Regions from separate parts of the Mus musculus genome. Here region 2 is linked to region 1. The links are chromatin loops, found by intact Hi-C in ENCODE. Cell type or tissue: heart. All regions are shown on one strand. Links, peaks and the distances in the headings refer to the core of each region. The heading gives the core; the rest is flanking DNA.

Evidence for each region. Hi-C counts contacts between places; a loop is a spot of excess contacts. Peaks named below come from ENCODE experiments on the same cell type or tissue, not always from the same donor. Only the 100,000 strongest peaks of a DNase experiment are listed, where the experiment ranks them.
Region 2: it touches region 1 in a loop (2.7-fold over the local background); 10 of 42 quality-filtered maps call a loop at or near these places.

Annotation. Positions count from the first base shown.
Region 1 is chr5:100,911,946-100,918,047 of GRCm38, reverse strand. It overlaps Gm36793 (predicted gene, 36793), which reads left to right and starts at 4,356. Exons shown (of 3, transcript NR_168093.1): 1 at 4,356-4,435; 2 at 6,001-6,102. It overlaps Gm36740 (a long non-coding RNA gene), which reads right to left and starts at 4,855. Exons shown (of 3, transcript XR_389418.1): 1 at 4,775-4,855. In heart, for the core only: CTCF peaks have their summits at 470 (motif pointing left) and 2,729 (motif pointing right); no DNase peak of the experiment used is centred there; H3K27me3 peaks cover 229 bases.
Region 2 is chr5:100,843,130-100,849,231 of GRCm38, reverse strand. It overlaps Gpat3 (glycerol-3-phosphate acyltransferase 3), which reads right to left and starts at 3,003. Exons shown (of 13, transcript NM_172715.3): 1 at 2,871-3,003; 2 at 2,284-2,577. The coding sequence starts at 2,424. Gm46917 (a long non-coding RNA gene) reads right to left here and starts at 1,673. Exons shown (of 2, transcript XR_001784903.1): 1 at 1,023-1,673; 2 at 268-555. It also overlaps a transcript of Abraxas1 not described here. In heart, for the core only: no CTCF peak of the experiment used is centred there; DNase peaks (open chromatin) are centred at 2,881 and 3,581; H3K4me3 peaks cover 3,055 bases; H3K27ac peaks cover 2,167 bases; H3K27me3 peaks cover 365 bases.

The sequences.
Region 1 (6,102 bases), core at 465-5,464:
GACTGGTAAATAAATGACGTTGCTTTTTTAACACACATTCACACACACACACTCATTCTCATACACAAACACACATACACACACTCTCACACACACTCACACACTCATTCACACACACACTGCCCCTGCAATAAATGACTCTGAGGTATATTCTAGTTGGGCTTTTAGAATGTTCCCCAAGGTGTGTAACAGAACTTTGTGATTTGAAAAAGTTTAATAAATGGCATCTATCTTTCCCACAAATTGTCCTGAATCACACGTAGCAGTGACCAAGGTGAGCCTGTGAAAAACGGGACCTGCCAATTATATTTACGGGGAAATTGCCAGCTTCCAGAAGACAGGCTTCCTCGGGGAAGAAAGCAGCGACTGAGCCACACTGTCTCAGTGACTCCTACATGTGAGTGATATTCCCCCTGAAAGGAACAAGGAAGGGGCATTGAAGGGCCAGACAGAGGAGCGCCATCTGCTGGTGAGATAAGCCCGCTACAGCAGGAAACAGCGCCCCCACCCTATCGCGTGTCAACCCTCCGCTCAGCGAGCTGTGTTTTCCTAGGTCAGTAACTCCCCAACACCACACTCGATATAATAAATTGTTTTTAAAATTTTAATCTCTGTGTTCTCAGTACTCAACCCCAGATGACACTGGTCCCCAGTGAAGACCACAGTAATCAATAGTATGAGTAACGGCCATTAAATCGATATTCTGTTTGTCATTAATAGATTTTTAACCACATAATTCCTGCCTATAAAATAGGAACGGTGTTTGTTCTGATTTTCATTGTAAACATTTATTGAACCCTTGCTCTGTGATAAACTATTGCATATTTATTTAATGCTCACAAAGGTCTGTATTCCCCCTAATTACTCAGATGGCGAAACAGAGGCCTCTAAAGGTCAAGGAGTTTGATAGAAGTCACTCCACTAATAAAAGTGACATCAGAACTAGGCCTGGTTAATCGCAAGTCGAAACCCATCCTCCATCGGTGCACTGCCAATCCATCCCTCCCAATCATTAAACTGAACGTATGTTTTAAAGATAACGCATTTGGTTTTGCTTTAAATTGCTTTAGAATTGCCAACAGGACAACGAGCTTCAAAACTAGCACTGAATGATGCAAATCGATTTGAATATTCTTCTTTGAGATAAATTGGCCTTCAGGCACACCGACCAGACTCTGCTTTGTACAAAAGACGGAAGCAAATAATGATGGTGATAAGCACACAGAAGAAAATGACCCGTATTTTTGGACAAGTCGTTGCTAAGTATCTTCTGATCTGAAATCAATCCAAATCGTTCCCCTGAGTCTGGAGGCTCCTTATCCTCTGTCAATGAGGTTTGCTACGTCAGTGGCTTCAGAGTTCAAAGCTCCAGCTATGAAAGACACACCCTTTCCTGTAAATGCTCTAAGCAAAGTGTGTGTGTGGTCTGTGACGCAATCCCAGCTCCATAATACTGCGTACTATGGAACTATGACTATATCTCCCGTCTTTAAACACACAGAAGTCAAGGGCAGGTTCCTTGACCCTACAGCAATACTTGTTGGGTACTTGAGTCTCAAATTGCTGATTCTTTGAAACAACAAATCAGACGAGGGAACCTCTTGTAAACCTTTGACCCAATAAAGCAAGACTCCTTCAGGAATCTTTTGGGGATTTTTCAACGATATGTTGTCATATGAACTCGAAACACATTTATCCAAACAAATTGACTTTATTGTCATTTTTTTCTTTTTTTAAAGATTTATTTATTTTATCCCCCCCCCCCGTGTGTGTGTGTGTGTGTGTGTGTGTGTGTGTGTGTGTGTGTTGCCTGCACATATTGGTATGTACCTGTTGCCTGAAGAGGAGAGAAGTGTGCTCTAGAACTGATGACAGACTGTGGGGAGCTGTCATGTGGGCGCTAGGAATCAAACCCCAGTCCTCTGCAAGAGCAGCCAGTGCTCTTTGACTGTGAAGCCATCACTCCCACCCCAAGAGTTTTCCTTAGTGGACCCGGATTCGAGGACCAGGAATGGATGCTGTATTGGACCCCTGGGGAACACACAGCATCTTGAAAACCCAGACTCCTGTTGAGTAGCTCACTGCGCCTTTGAGTCCTCTCCTCGGTGGCAGCGGCGGGAGGGGGGGGGGTGGGGGGGGTGAGCTCTTGTGTTGCCCTCAGGAAAACAATGGAAGATAGGATCTTTCAGAACAGCGTGCCTGGGGAAAAGCTGGGCCTTTGGAACAAAGCAGGACGGGTTACTCTTTAAAGGTTTCACACTTTCCCAGCAAATATTCTCACTACAACCACTCCTCCTGGGGTAACATAGCCTACCCTGTTTCCTGTCCCCCCAATCACGGGGGATAGGCGCTGGGTGACCATGGAGTCCTACTCACCCAACTGCATGACTAACCTGTGACCCAGTGAGGCCAGAGTCTTTAAGCTTTTTCTCTATATAGCTGAGTCACAACATGAAAACGCTATTTGATTTGAAATTGTGGTTTGGGGCAACAATCTATCTTCCTGATGGGTGTATAAAGCCAGCTGGAAATAATGAAGAGATTGCAGGTTCTAATGAACCTCGGGTCTACCCTGGATCTGCCTTCCAAGGATCTAGTTCCCACCGCAATGCCTTCACTTCCATGGGATCTGTTGAATCCAGCTGAAATGGGTTCTGTTTCCAAGTTTTAAAAACTTACTTCTAGCAAGTTAAGTTGAACTCAATGTAGTCACGATGCTACACGTAAAGTCCACAAGATGGCGCTCTCCTCAAGCTTTCGTTCCATGGCTTCCCAACCAGCCATTCTAGCTGATAGCCACATTCACAAATCATAATCAGTTGAAAACTCTCAATGGTTCCGAATGCACTCCAATGGTTACAGCTGTGCCGAGTAGGGCACCCTGCATGGAGTGCTTAAAACCAAGCAGGTGTGGAAAGCTATAGTGTGGCCATCTCTTTCAGGACAACATCAACCTGCAATGGGTTTAGGAGATTTTGTATGAAATGCTCTGCGACAGCTGAGATCACAGAGCCCTATAACCCACCCATCCACTAGCCTGATTAGCCTTCAGGGCCAAAGAGCTTTACTGTAAGGTTGTTACCTACCGGGATATCACAAGTCTGTGTCCCTATCTCAGCCCAGATTTAGTGCACTGGTGAGTTGGAGAAGTCTTCTGCCTACAACTTCCGGTTCCGGCTTACTGCACAAATAACACTGTCTTTTCATGAGGTTTTTGGGTTTGTTTGTTTTTTTTAAGATTTACTTATTTTATGTATATGAGTGCTCTATCTTCGTGTATGCCTGCATGCTGGATGACAGGATTAGATCCCAGATGGTTGTGAGCCACCAGGTGGTTGCTGGGAATTGAACTCAGGACCACTGAAAGAACAGATAGTGCTCTTAACTGCTGAGCCATCTCTCCAGCCCCTTTAAATGAGGTTTTAATGGGTGTTTTGAAAATGGAAGGGCTTGACCTCTTGGATAAAATATAAGGTTCCTATCACCATAATAAAAATTCTGTACACTCTATTAAAACTTCCCTACTTGGCAGGGTGTCAGTAGCACACAACTTTAATTGAAGTGCTCAGGAGGCAGGCGGATCTCTCTGAGTTCAAGGCCAGCCTGGTCTACAGAGTTAGTTCCAGCCAGGGATGCACAGAGAAACCCTGTCTCAAAATATAGATAAATTAGATTAGATAGATAGGATAGAGAGAGAGAGAGAGAGAGAGATGATAGATTGATAGATAGATAGATGATAGATAGATAGATAGATAGAATGATAGATTGATTGATAGATAATAGATAGAATGATAGGTAGGTAGGTAGAATAATAGATGAAGATAGAAAGATAGAGAGAATGATAGATAAGATAGAATGATAGATAGATAATAGAATGATATATGTAAATAGATAGAAAGAGATAGAATGATAGATAGATAGATAGATAGATAGATAGGATGATAGATAGAATGATATAGAGATAGATGGATAGATAGATAGATAGATAGATAGAATGATAGATAGAATGATATAGAGATAGATGGATAGATAGATAGATAGATAGATAGATAGATAGATAGATAGATAATCCTTCTTGGCTTGTTGATCTCTTGGGAGAGAATAAAATCACTATCACAATTTTTAAACCAAATTAAACACTTGCCAAGATAATGGACACTGGCCAGGTCCATACCTTGGATTCCCAGAAAATGGTTGCTAGTTACATTAGTTTGGGCAGAACCCACAAGGCTACATATGTATCGACTTCATCCAATCAGAGGCAAGTATACATTATGACATACTTCCCACCTATGTGTGACCAAGCTTATCCTTCTGAGCCAGGGCAACCAACCTTTTTTACAAAAGTGAACAACACCTGGCTTGTAATCTTACATGAACAACAGCCCCCAGGATTCCAGGAAGCTAACTGTCCTTGGGCCAGGAAGGCTTACAGGTTAGTCTCTTAACTAAACACACGCACGGCATAGCTTCGGTTCTTTTGCATAAGCAGACAGCCCAGTGTGAAGCCAAAGTGGAGGGAGGCATTTGGTTCCAATGCACACGAGCAGGCTTGAGTCACCCATTCTCTCTCAAGTTCAAAAGAAATGTCCTCCAGCAAGCCCCGCCCTCTGCCCACTCCTAGATGCATTTGCAGGACTGGAAGACAATCTGGCAGGAGATAGGAAGCTTTAGGCTTAGCCCCACCTCTGCTCTCCACACTGACCTCGACTCACATAACCGCTCTGTAGCTTCAGCACCCCGAGAGCAAGGAATTCCTTCTCCGGTTACTTACCTCGAGGACACTGTGAGGACACTGTCATTAGTTCATGACAGTTTAAAATTTGACCAGTGTTTCATTCGATCACAACAACTTTCCATTTCTGAAGTAAGAAAATTGATAAAATGTTAAACAAATGCATTGCTACAATAGACAAAACCTGAGAAGTCTATGGCTTAACATCATGAAGGCTGGTTGGTTGGTTGGTTGGTTGGTTGGTTGGTTGGTTGATTTTTCCCCAGTCTGATGAATGTCGTCCAGCTGTTCCGTATCAGTGGGTAACCTCTCTTTATGTGAGGAAGTGAAGTACCAAGTCCTCTTGCTTGGGGCTCCTTAGGGCTCTTGGGCTTTGGCCTTCTGCTTCCAACTGGCAGACAGGCTAAGAGAGTGGAGAAAATCCCATCCCAGGTGGTTTCCACTCTCCTTGTTGAGAACCAGTCAATGGCTCCATTCAGATGAAAAGGGGCATTGAGAAATGTAGCAGCTGGCTGGGGGCTGCTTCCTAGGGACAATGTCGTTCCCTGGCAGAAGAAGGAAACTGTGGTGAGTGAGCAGAGCCCTGCTTGGCTGTAGCTAAGTCACCCCTTCAAGGCTCCTTCAATGAGAGGTGAGCGCCAGCCACCTACTTCTGAGTAGCTGTTTGCCACAAGCTCAGCAGCTTAAAATAATACCGTGCAGGTATCAGGATGTGGTTTAGCTGGGTTACCTGGCGCAGAGTCAGAAGCTGCATTCTGGATGTTGGCCCAGCCTCCAGTCTCTGGAGGGCCAATCAGAAAAGAAGTCACGTTCCTACCCACACAATTCTTGAGGCTCCTCGGGGCCCTTGCAAGCTTCAGGTTCATGACAGCCTCCCTCCTCAGCACGAGCACAGGAGGAAGGGAGAAACAGAGAAGCAACGGGAAAGGCAGACAGAGGCTCTATCTAGGGCGGTGGTTCTCAACGTTCCTAATGCTGCAACTCTTGAATGCATACAGTCCCACACATTGTAGTGGCCCCAACCATAAAATTATCTTCACTACTACTTTGTAACTGTGATTTTGCTACTTTTATGAACCGTATCATACCTATTTTTTGGAGATAGAGGTTTGTCGTAGGGGTCGCGAGCCACAGGTTGTGAACTGCCACTCTGGAGCGACTCAGCTAGCTACTGAATGGAATGGCGGTGAGGGCTACAGGTGTCCAGACTTGGATCTTCATGTGTGTGCAGCAAGCATTCTTAACCACTGAGCTATGTCTTCCAGCCCCATGAAAGATATTTTGATAGGAGAATCCTGTTGTGTGTAGAGGAGGCAACGAAGTTTCAGTTGTCACCAGAGAAGCCGACAGAAAAGTGAAAATGGGGA
Region 2 (6,102 bases), core at 418-5,417, 69 kb after region 1:
CTTACATATAATAAAAAATAAATCTTTTTTAAAAATTTAAAGTAAACACACAATAGACAATGAAGAGTGTATGTGTGTGATTGGCTTATGGTCGGGGGCTGTGGTGTGACTGTTGTGGCAAGGTGTGGGATGAGTGTGCCGTGTGTGTATTTCTTGGGTTTAAGGTCAATGCACATGTGGAGAGAAATAGAGATCTTCTCTGACGTTGGTTTCTGCTCTGGATGGAAAACGCTTGGGGCCCGGACAAACAAACTCAAAAGCCAGAACCTGGATGGGCAATCATCTCATCAAATACAGTAATTTGACGACCGAGAACAACTGGGTGGTGACGCCCTCCTTGGAGATTAAAGCGAGGCAGTAATGAGCACCTGGAAGCCAGCATGTGCCTGTGATTCCCCTTATCTGGTTCTCCAAAGGACACTGCTGCCCAAGAAACCAGCTAGGTCATTTCAGGAGGCAGTGCTGAAGAGGATCACTGCTGTATGTGGAGTTAGCATTCTGAAGAACGGCCAGTAGGGAGGAAACTAAAATCCGCAGCATAGTGTGACTACAACACTGTGTAATGGCAATAAGAAGAGAGAAGAGAAAAAAAAAAAGTTAAAACCTTGAAGGCTAGCTAACAAGGTGGCACACATCACTCAGTGCTTGGGAACCTGAAGCAGCAAGAGCCAAGTTCAAGGCCAGCAAGTGTGAGCTAAGAAGTGAGATGCCATTTTGGAAGAGAGAGTGGGGCAGATAAAAGAATCTAACCATTTTAAGGACTCACAAAGTGGCCAGCAAAGAGAAAGTCCAGCAAAGGCCTAAGGGAAAGCATTAGCAAGCAGCAGAGGTAGAGATGTGCATCTAGGAGCCACTCCAGTGCTAAAAGCAAGGGACAGAGCCAAGTCCTACGGGAGGGCAGAAAGTACAGGTCAAAAAAGTGCACAGCTACAGATGGTAATAAAGAATCAGGAGAAACCGAAGGCAGCAGAATCTAAGCAATCGTACCCCGTCATTTAATCATAAAGACACAAGGCACCCACCATGCACGAGTGCCCTCCTACGGACTCAATGCACTGATGTGTTCGCACTCCTAAAAACTACGTGGAAAGCTAAGTCTGACGGTCCCACTCTGTAACACCAGAAAACAGAAGGTGGATTGTCAAGAACTTCAAAGCCAGCCAGGGCACCAAGAGTGAGATCCTGTCTCAAAACCAAAACAAAATCTATATGCAAATAGGCATTGTTTCCCCTCTTTTGAGGGCGAATACTATAAGGTACAGGGATCAGATGACCTTGCTAGATCAGATACAGAGAAACAGGGATGAGATTTGGGTACCAAACCAATGCAAAGCTGTACAGCCTACAGAGCCTCTGCATTCACTGTTGTCACACTTAACTCAAGCAAACGTCTGAACTCCGATTCTCACATCACTTGCCTCCCGGCCTGGAGTGGCCTTCTAAATTTTACTAAAAAAGAGTGTATAAGCTTATGCTGATGTCGTCCCTCCTGTCCCTCCACTCAGTTGGATCTAACACCTTTGTCCTTGAAATCTGCAAACAAACCCAGGACCAGAAACCTTTGGGATAGTATTCCAGTGCACCTGATTAGATAAAAATCCCCGTGACTACATTAAAATAAAATCTGATTCTTCAGCCGGGCACTCGGGAGGCTCGGGAGGCAGAGAGGCAGGCAGATTTCTGAGTTCGAGACCAGCCTGGTCTACAGAGTGAGTTCCAGGACAACCAGGGCTACACAGAGAAACCCTGTCCAGAAAAACCAAAAAAAAAAAAAAAAAAAAAAAAAAAAAAAAAAAAAATCAGATTCTTCTCTGCCACCCAGCCATTTGGTGTCTTATATTGGGCACCAAGTGGAACAGGATGCCTCTGTAGTCACAAAAGGACCTCTGAAACCTGGGGCTGTAAAAACTCAAGAGTGAAGTGACAGCCCGAGAGGCATAGTGGGTAATAAACCTGCTGATACAGCAAACGGCTGTCCTGGGGTTAATCTAGTAAGAAAAAAAAAAAAAAAAAAAAAAAAATAGTAGTGAAGAAGAAATACAGATAGAGGGATTCTTGTGAGGTGGGCTACTGTTCTTGACTGGTATCAGGCTGTCTTTCTCACTACAGCAGACCAGAAACTGAAATATTCTCTCGGGTCCCCGTTCCATCTCCACCCCGACCTCCCACCACTGACTGACCCCCTTGCCCAAATTGCTTTCACAGTTCAAAGCTCAACCCCTGCCACTCCAAGATCCGAAGTCCTCAGAGCAGCGGGAGCTCCACATCCTTTCCTGCACTCACCTCCAAGGTTTTCACCAGGATCTTCATGTAGATCTCCGAGATACCCAGGGATAATCCGAAGGCCGAGGGTAAAAGGATGAGGCCGCCCACCAGCGTCAGCCAGGTGGACAGGAGCTTCACCGCCAGGTCTGCGCCCTCCATGTCTCAGCACGCCCTCAGGAAGAGGTCCCCAGGAAAGCCGAGAGCGGTAGGTGTCAGAGTCCCAGGCAGTCCAGCCGCAGTTCGGAAAACACAGCGTCCAGCCCGGAGCCGGGCTCTGAGGAGTCTTTGCCGCCCGCCTCGTTCCCTTCAGCTCTGCGGAGCGAAGAGGAAAGGGAAGGCGAGAACTCTCAGAACTACTGCGATCTCCTTGCTTCCTCCCCTTGGGTCCCGGTTGGCCCCGCAAGCTCACTCTCTACTGGAGGCCCAGGCCAAGCTGTAGCCACGGCAGCCGGCTCAGACCTGAGTGTCTCTGGCGAGAAGACCCAGCTGGGTGACCTACGGGACACCCTAGTGCAGTCAGAGTGCATGGAGGCAGCCAGGAACGCGCCCCACCCCGGGCCTGATTTCCTCCGGGTAACGATTGCGACAACCCCGCGGTGACTCACCGAGGCCCTCCGGCAGCGAGGATCCCCGCAGGTTCCCTGCACCTCGGCGTGGGCTGCGGGCTATGCGGGTAGCCAGTGGCTTTCGGGCGCCGGGCTCCCTTTTTCTACACTCTACCCTTGCCCCACCCCCATCGCCACCCAACAGGGAGCTCCGGGGCATGACCGCGTCTCCCGGGCGCTGCTGCCTAGAGAGCCGCCGCCCTCCGCCCCGCCCCCCCGCACTCCCAGCAAAGGTTCTTTCGGTAGCAGACTTTCCATCTTCACCCACAGAACGGACCGCTGACGTCCCCGATCGCTGCGGAAGATCTTGTTTGTGAGCCTGCAACACGACCTCCTGGGAAGGGCTTTCGGGAGGAGGAAACTACTGAACAAGGGTGAGGCAGTCGCGCACCGTGGCTCGTGGCTCTCTCTTACCTCCTTCCTAGCTGCAGTCAGGGAAAGAAAGCTCGCCCGCTTTCTCTCTCTCCACAAGTCGCCTTAGCCACTCTGCCACCACCTCTCTAGCCACAAAATAGACCCAGAAATTCCAAGCGGTTGTGTCGCAGAAGACTGGAATTCCAGCACTTACGCTCGGGAATCTGCGACTGGAGAATTCCGAGGAGATGGGTCTGGGCTGTTTTGAGTTCCAACAGTCAGCTTAAGACTAAATAGGTAGATCCTTTATAGACCTTGCTTTAAAAGGGCAGGCGGACCGGTGAGCGGGCGAGGGGGAGGGGAGGACAGGACACCCTAGAGGCTGTTTGTCACTCCCCTCCCTGGAGGAGATTCCAGTCTAAGCTTCCCTAGCATCCGCCTACACCGACTGCAGAAAACGCTGCGCAAATACTAACCTTCACCTAACTGGCTAAGAGTTTCTCAGGGGTCCACGTCCCACGCCGCTGTGATGAACGGCCTTACTAGAACGAAGAAGGGAAAATCCTGCACGCGTATTCCACTGCAGGACAACCAGTTTTAACAATAAGCGTGAGAAAAGATATTGAGAGCAGCAGTTTGCAAAGCGACTGACTAGGATCCAAACCATCACCGAGTCGGCCCTCAATTCTTAGAAGGACCAAACTCTTACTGTTGACAGTCGGGAGTCAGTTTGGGAGCTGGAAAAAGTGAGAGAGCTAGCAAAATGAACTGAAAGTATTTACAGCAAATATTGCAGAGAAAGCTGCCCTCACCTCCAGAAGGGGTGGAGGAAGAAGGAAGCCGGCCTTAAAGACTGTACAAGTTTGTTCTCTGAGCCTCCTGCCAGGTAGGTGTAAGACACTTTTCCCACTAAGAAGGGGGAAGGGGAGGACAATGAAGTTATGAAGGAAACGGAGCTTACTCTCAAAACAGCTTCTGGGGTCATTGAGGTGGCTCATCAACAAAGTTGCCTGATGCCAGTCAGCTAGGATGACCCGTCAATCTTTGGACACCACCACTACCCCCCCCCCCCCCCCCCGTATAAGGGGAGAACCAATTTATCTCCTGCCCACCTGTGCTCGGTGGCATGCCTCCCCACACACACAAAATAAATAAAACGTAACAAAAATTATTTTTTGAAAAGCATCTACCAGGCATTATGTGGAAAACCTGTAACCCCAGCGCTTAAGAAATAGAAACAAGAGGATCAGGAGTTCAAGTCCAGCATGGGCTTTCTTAGACACCATCTAAAAATCAAATAAACCTCTATGTATGTGCAGAAGGAAACTGGAAGCTGGCCAACATATCTCTGAGCGCATGTGTGGTTTATATAGTTAGGCCACAAGCTAGGGTTTATTAGCTCAGTTAATGTTCCAATAAAATATTTAACCTCTATTATTCCCTCCAGCTGAAGTGACTAAGGGCTGCTCCCTTGTTCACCCTGCAGAGGAAACAAACAGGAGGCCCCCTGTTTCTGCTCAGCACACAAACACCCCAGTGCCCAGGAAGGCTTGTTGTTCATAATCAAAGGTGTGAACGCTTTGGTTTGGGGCTTTGTTTAGGAATGTCTTACCCACCCCCACACACCCCAGCAATGTCACAAAGCCTCCTAAAAGACACAGGCTCACCTTGGCAACCTTAGAAAAGCAGAGGTTCAGCACTTTACCTCCTCAGAAACCCCTTCCTGCAGTGAGGACTCCCCTGCCTTAACAGATCACACTTGGAGCTTCCACCTTTATGGAAGCCAGAAGTCTGAAACTAAGATGCTGTAATACATAGTCAGGCTGCCCGCAAGAGCTCTAGGGAGAATCCTTCCTCTTCCAGCTGCTGATGTTCCAAGAGTTCTGTGGTTTCTGTGACTCTAGTCTCTGTCCCTGTTCACATACTGGGCATCTTTCTAGTATTTGAATGAACTCAAGGAACAGATAGGAATCTGTCTGGTGTGGTTCTGTTACTTAAGTCTTTTATTCTGGGACAGACTGTGAGACCTCAGGGTGGGGTGGACGACAGTTGTGGATTCAGTTCTGCAGTCTGACTTTAATACAGATAGATAGAGTTCCAGAGAGGCTCTTCCTACACGTGCAGTACTTTGGGTCAGATGTTCAACTGAAGGATAAGAGCTCCATTTTTTTTGTTTTTTGTTTTTGTTGTTGTTGTTTTTGAGACAGGGTTTCTCTGCACAGTCCAGCTGTCCTGGAACTCACTCTGTAGACCAGGCTGGTCTTGAACTCAGAAATCCACCTGCCTCTGCCTCCCAAGTGCTGGGATTACAGGTGTGCGCCACCACTGCCCGTTTTTTTTTTTTCCCCACTTTTGGGTTTGTTTGTTCGTTTGTTTGTTTGTTTTCCCTAAGCCCAATGACAGACAGTAGTCCACCCTATGTGTTCCATGGCAGGGAGGGGTAGTCAGATGTAGCAGATATGGAAACAAGTCTATATATCTAGTCCCTGCCTAGGAAGAGGAGGGAGGGAAGGAAGGGAGGGAAGAGGGGAGGCAGCCTGAGAATGCTCCTTACTAGGAGAGCTCATGCGCAAGGCCCTGGGTTCAAATAAAATCACATAGCAGCGCTCTTCCTGGTTGGTTGGTTGGTTGGTTGGTTGTTGCAATACTAACAACACCAAGGCCTTGCACATGCTAAGCCAAGGCTCTATCATGAGCTGTAGCCCTAAGATTAGAGAGGAAAAGAAAAGTCACTTTTTATCCTCTCTCTCTCTCTCTCTCTTTCTCTCATTGGTCTTTTCTTGTTTGCTTTGAGATTTGTCTTTTTATTTTGTTTTGTTTTTAGACAGGGGCTGTCTATAGCTCTGACTGTCCTGGAAATTGCTATGTATATCAGGCT